Regions from separate parts of the Homo sapiens genome. Here region 2 is linked to region 1. A link is a loop called in an ENCODE intact Hi-C map of the cell type or tissue named here. Cell type or tissue: CD4-positive, alpha-beta T cell. All regions are shown on one strand.

What was found. Hi-C counts contacts between places; a loop is a spot of excess contacts. Peaks named below come from ENCODE experiments on the same cell type or tissue, not always from the same donor. Only the 100,000 strongest peaks of a DNase experiment are listed, where the experiment ranks them.
Region 2: it touches region 1 in a loop (2.7-fold over the local background); 1 of 110 quality-filtered maps calls a loop at or near these places.

What each region holds. Positions count from the first base shown.
Region 1 is chr16:28,523,595-28,526,094 of GRCh38, reverse strand. No RefSeq gene overlaps it. Among named protein-coding and RNA genes, the nearest start is that of NUPR1, 14 kb to the left of the region's middle. In CD4-positive, alpha-beta T cell, no CTCF peak of the experiment used is centred here; a DNase peak (open chromatin) is centred at 1,256.
Region 2 is chr16:28,473,987-28,476,486 of GRCh38, reverse strand. It overlaps a transcript of CLN3 not described here. Among named protein-coding and RNA genes, the nearest start is that of NPIPB7, 2.9 kb to the right of the region's middle. In CD4-positive, alpha-beta T cell, no CTCF peak of the experiment used is centred here; no DNase peak of the experiment used is centred here.

The sequences.
Region 1 (2,500 bases):
AAATTAGCCAGTCTCATTGTAGCAGGACGAGCCACAGACAAAACTCCTCAGACACTGGATTAAAGAAGGAAGAGGTTTATTCAGCCAGGAGTGTCGGCAGACTTGCGTCTTAAGAGCCGAGCTCCCTGAAAAAGAAATTCTTGGCCTTTTTAAAGGCTTACAACTCTAAGGGGTCCACGTGAAAAGGTCGTGATAAATCGAGCAAGCGGGGAACGTGACTGGGGGCTACATGTATCAGCTAACAGAACAGAAAGCTTTGCAATGCTTTTTCATACAATGTCTGGAATTTACGGATAGCACAAGTAGTTTAGGTCAGGGGTTGATGTTATTATTATTACTTTTTTAATAAGGGGGAATAAGGAAGGAGACCACTACTACTCCTGCTGTCCTTCTCCCCCCACCTTGCCTAGTTTACAAGACAGGAGGAAAGAAAAAAAGCAAAAAGTTAAAAAGAAACAAAAGTAAGATAAATAGCCAGACAAACTTGGCACCACCACCCGGCCCTAGGAGTTAAAAAAGTAATAACAATAACATCAACCCCTGACCTAAACTACTTGTGCTATCTGTAAATTCCAGACATTGTATGAAAAAGCATTGCAAAGCTTTCTGTTCTGTTAGCTGATACATGTAGCCCCCAGTCACGTTCCCCGCTTACTCGATTTATCACGACCTTTTCACGTGGACCCCTTAGAGTTGTAAGCCTTTAAAAAGGCCAAGAATTTCTTTTTCAGGGAGCTCGGCTCTTAAGACGCAAGTCTGCTGACGCTCCCAGCCGAATAAACCTCTTCCTTCTTTAATCCGGTGTCTGATGAGTTTTGTCTGTGGCTTGTCCTGCTACATCATAACCTGGCCCCAAAATAAAAATACAAAAAAAACTATGTTGGTGTCTGGCTAGCTTGGCCAAGGAGGGAATCTTTGTCAGATGACCAGGAAAGGCCTCCTGGAGGATCAGCCATCAGTGAGGATGCAAGAGAACCCCAAAATCAGGGCTCAGCTCAGGAGGGTTCTGGGCTTCACGGAGGAAAGAATTCAAGAGTGAGCGGACAGTGAAAGCAAGCAGGTTTATTTGTGCAACAGTGTACAACAAGATGGCTGTTCCACAGACAGAGCAGGGCTGTCCCACAGGCAGAGGGCACTCCCTGATCGCTTGCTGGCTCTACTGAGGCTCTACTGATACGTCCTTCTAATCACATGCTAATTAAGAGGCGGGCTATTCACAAACTTTCTGGAAAGGGGGCAGGGTTTTCCTGGAACCATATAAGGTACCTTTTGGGTTTATTGCCATGGGACTTGTAAATTGTCATGGTGCTGGTGGAAGTGTCTTATGCAAATGTATTATGATTCCTAGTCCTAGCTGGTTTGAGCTGGCTTCTTTGCAACATCCTGTTTTTTTTTTTTTTTGAGACGGAGTCTTACTCTGTTACTCAGGCTGGACTGCAGTGGCACGATCTTGGCTCACTGCAACCTCTGCTTCCTGGGTTCAAGGGAGTCTCCTGCCTCAGCTTCCCAAGTAGCTGGGATTACAGGCGTGCACTACCACACCCAGCTAATTTTTGTATTTTTAGTAGAGATGGGGTTTCACTATGTTGGCCAGGCTGGTCTCGAACTCCTGACCTCAGGTGATCCACCTGCCTCAGCCTTCCAAAGTGCTGGGATTACAGGCGTGAGCCACCATGCCCAGCTGGATTTCTTATTTTTTATTTTGCAGAGATAAGTTCTCCCTATATTACCCAGGCCGGTCTCACACTCCTGGCCTCAAGCGATCCTCCTGCCTCAGCCTCCCAAAGTGCTGGGATTACAGGCATGAGCCACTGTGCCCAGCCTCATACCTTCTATTAAACAAGTCCCAGGTCAGGCATGGTGGGTCATGCCTGTAATCCCAGCACTTTGGGAGACCGAGCCTGGCAGATCACTTGAGGTCAGGAGTGACCTACTTGCAAACAATATTTGCAAGTCATGCCAAGTTAAGTCAAAGGACATGGTCGGCTTAGCAAACGCCTCTATAAACTTCCCTGGATCCTCCAAAACCTGGCCAAATTTCTCCTGGCAGAAAGCCAAATCAGACATTTTAAAAAAGGCACATGTACTCTGAGTGTCCTCCCAGTTCTGTTAGCTACCTCCCTCAATGGACATAGGTTCAACCTCAGGGGCTGATATGGGGTCCCACTCCTGGTGGTACTGGTTAAATTTACTTCCTCCAGAAGCAGGGGTTATAGGCTGGGGCTCGTTGGATAAGGAGGGGTGTCTGATGACCTGGTGTAGAATCCTGCACTAGAGGACTGGAGGAACCCTCTTGAGAATCAGGGAACTGAGGAGGCAGGGAGTCGGGGTGGGAGGCAGGCATGGGTGTCCTAGGGGAAGCAGCTAGGAAGGGGTCATGAAGGAATCTGCTCCAATTGCCTAAAAGGCACTTGGGTGGCAGGTCCTTCATTCTTGTTCCCCTGTCTAACAAGGTTCTCTACTCTACTACTAGGCTGGGCGCAGTGGCTCATGCCTGTAA
Region 2 (2,500 bases), 50 kb after region 1:
GTAGCCTTGACCTCCTAGACTCAAACAATCCTCACACCTTGGCCTCCCAAGCAGCTGGGACTGCAAGTGCATGCCACCAAGCCCAGCTAATTTTTTTTTTTTTTTTTGTAGAGACGCGATCTTCCTATGTTACCCAGGCTGGTCTTGAACTCTTGAGCTCAAGCAGTCCTGCCTTGGCCTCCCAAAGTACTGAGATTACAAGCATGAGCCACTGCTCCTGGCATCCTGTTATTTAGGTACAGTTTTTATACACAGTAAAATGTATAAATTGTTACATATTTTTACAGTAAACTGAGTCTGGGCCAGGCACTGTGGCTCACACCTGTAATCCCAGCACTTTGGGAGGCTGAGGCGGGCAGATCACCTGAGGTCAGGAGTTTGAGACCAGCCTGCACAACGTGACAAAACCCCGTCTCTACGAAAAATATAAAAAATTAGCCAGGTGTGGTGGCTTGCACCTGTAGTCCCAGCTACTTGGAAGGCTGAGGCGCAAGAATTGCTTGAACCCAGGAGGCGGAGGTTGTGGTGAGCTGAAATTGCACCACTGCACTCCAGCCTGGGCAACAGAGCAAGACTCTGTCTCAAAAAAAAAAACAAAAAAACTGAGTCTGACTTAGTGTTTCTCATACTTCATTGTTACCCTTTCTACTATATTTGCCATATCTGAACCTAACAGTACTTTTATTTACTTAATATTTTTCATTAAAGCAACTAACCTTTAATATACATTCAGTTATTTTAAAGGGAAACATTATTAAAATCATGAGTTTGAGGTGATATATATGTATTTTCTACTTTACTTTAAATAGTTATGTAACTATTGGAGTTTAAAATGAACATGCAAGTTCCCCCTGAGACTACTCCATTACGACCAGTGATGTTTGTGGACCCAGATCTAGGAAATGCTGACCCACTGGTTAATAGCATGGGCTTTGGGGGCAGAAGGAACTGACTTTCAGGTGCCAACCCTGCCATTCACTAGCTCTATTACCTTGGGCAAGTCACTTCACCTCTCTGCACCTCAGTTTCCTGATCTGTCCAATGGGATAATAGTAGCACCAGCATTTCATAAGTTGCTTTTGGAAACTACATGAGATCATGTCAACACTCAATAAACATCAGCTCTGATCATGCTATGATATGACTCCTGCCTCTCACCTTTGCATTGCATTATACCCGTGTTTCTCAAACCTTAGTGTGTACTGGAGGCCTTGTTTTTTGTTTTTGTTTTCTTGGAGACCAAGAGTCTTGCCCTGTCACCCAGGCTGGAGTACAGTGGCATGATCATAGCTCACTGCAGTCTCAACCTCCTGGGCTCAAGGGGTCCTCCTGCCTCAGCCTCCTGAGTATCTAAGACTGCAGGCACGCACCACCATACCTGGCTAATTTTTATATTTTTGGTAGAGATGGGGTTTCACCATGTTGTCCAAGATAGTCTTGTACTCCAGAGCTCAAGTGATCCACCCACCTTGGCCTCCCAAAGTGCCAGGATCACAAGTGTGAGCCACTGCACCTGGCCCTGCCTGGCTAATTTTTATTTTTTTTCTGTAGAGACGAGGTCTTGCTTTGTTGCTCAGGCTGGACTGGAACTCCTGGCCTCAAGTGATCCACCTGCTTCAGCCTCCCAAAGGTCTGGGATTATTACCCATGAGCCACCACACCCAGCCACAATATTTTATTTATCCATTTGTTAGTTGATGGATATTGGGGTTTCAATTTTTTGACTTAACTATGAATCATGCTGCTATAAATGTTTGGGTAAAGTTTTTGTGTGGACACATGTTTTCCATTTCTCTTGGATAATATCAAGGAGTGGAATTGCTGGGTTGATGGTAATTTTGTTTGATCCTTTGAGGAACTACCCGACTGTTTCCCAAAGTGGCTGCAATTTTACATTCCACTGGCAGTGTACGAGGACTCCACGTCCCCACCAATACTTGCTCTTTTCCATTCTTTTTCCACCGCAACCTCCGTCTCCCCGGTTCAAGTGATTCTCCTGCCTCAGCCTCCCTCTTTTTTTTTTATTTTTGAGACAGTCTCGCTCTGTTGCGCAGGATGGAGTGCAGTGGTGCTATCTCGGCTCACTGCAATCTCAGTCTCCTGAGTTCAAGTGATTCTCCCACCTCAGCCTCCCAAGTAGCTGGGATTACAGGCATGCGCCACTACACCTGGCTAATTCTTTTTTGTTGTTGTTTTTTGTTTTTGTTTTGTTTTGTTTTTTCAGATGGAGTCCTGCTCTGTCACCAGGCTGGAGTGCAGTGACGCAGTCTCTGCTCACTGCAGCCTCCGCTTCTGGGTTCAAGCTATTCTTCTGCCTCAGCCTCCCAAGTAGCTGGGATTACAGGCACCCACCACCACACCTGGCTAATTTTTGTATTTGTTATGGAGACGAGGTTTCGCCATGTTGGCCAGGCTGGTCTCCAACTTCTAAACTCAGGTGATCCACCGGCCTTGGCCTCCCAGAGTGCTGGGATTACAGGCATGAGCCACCGTGCCCAGC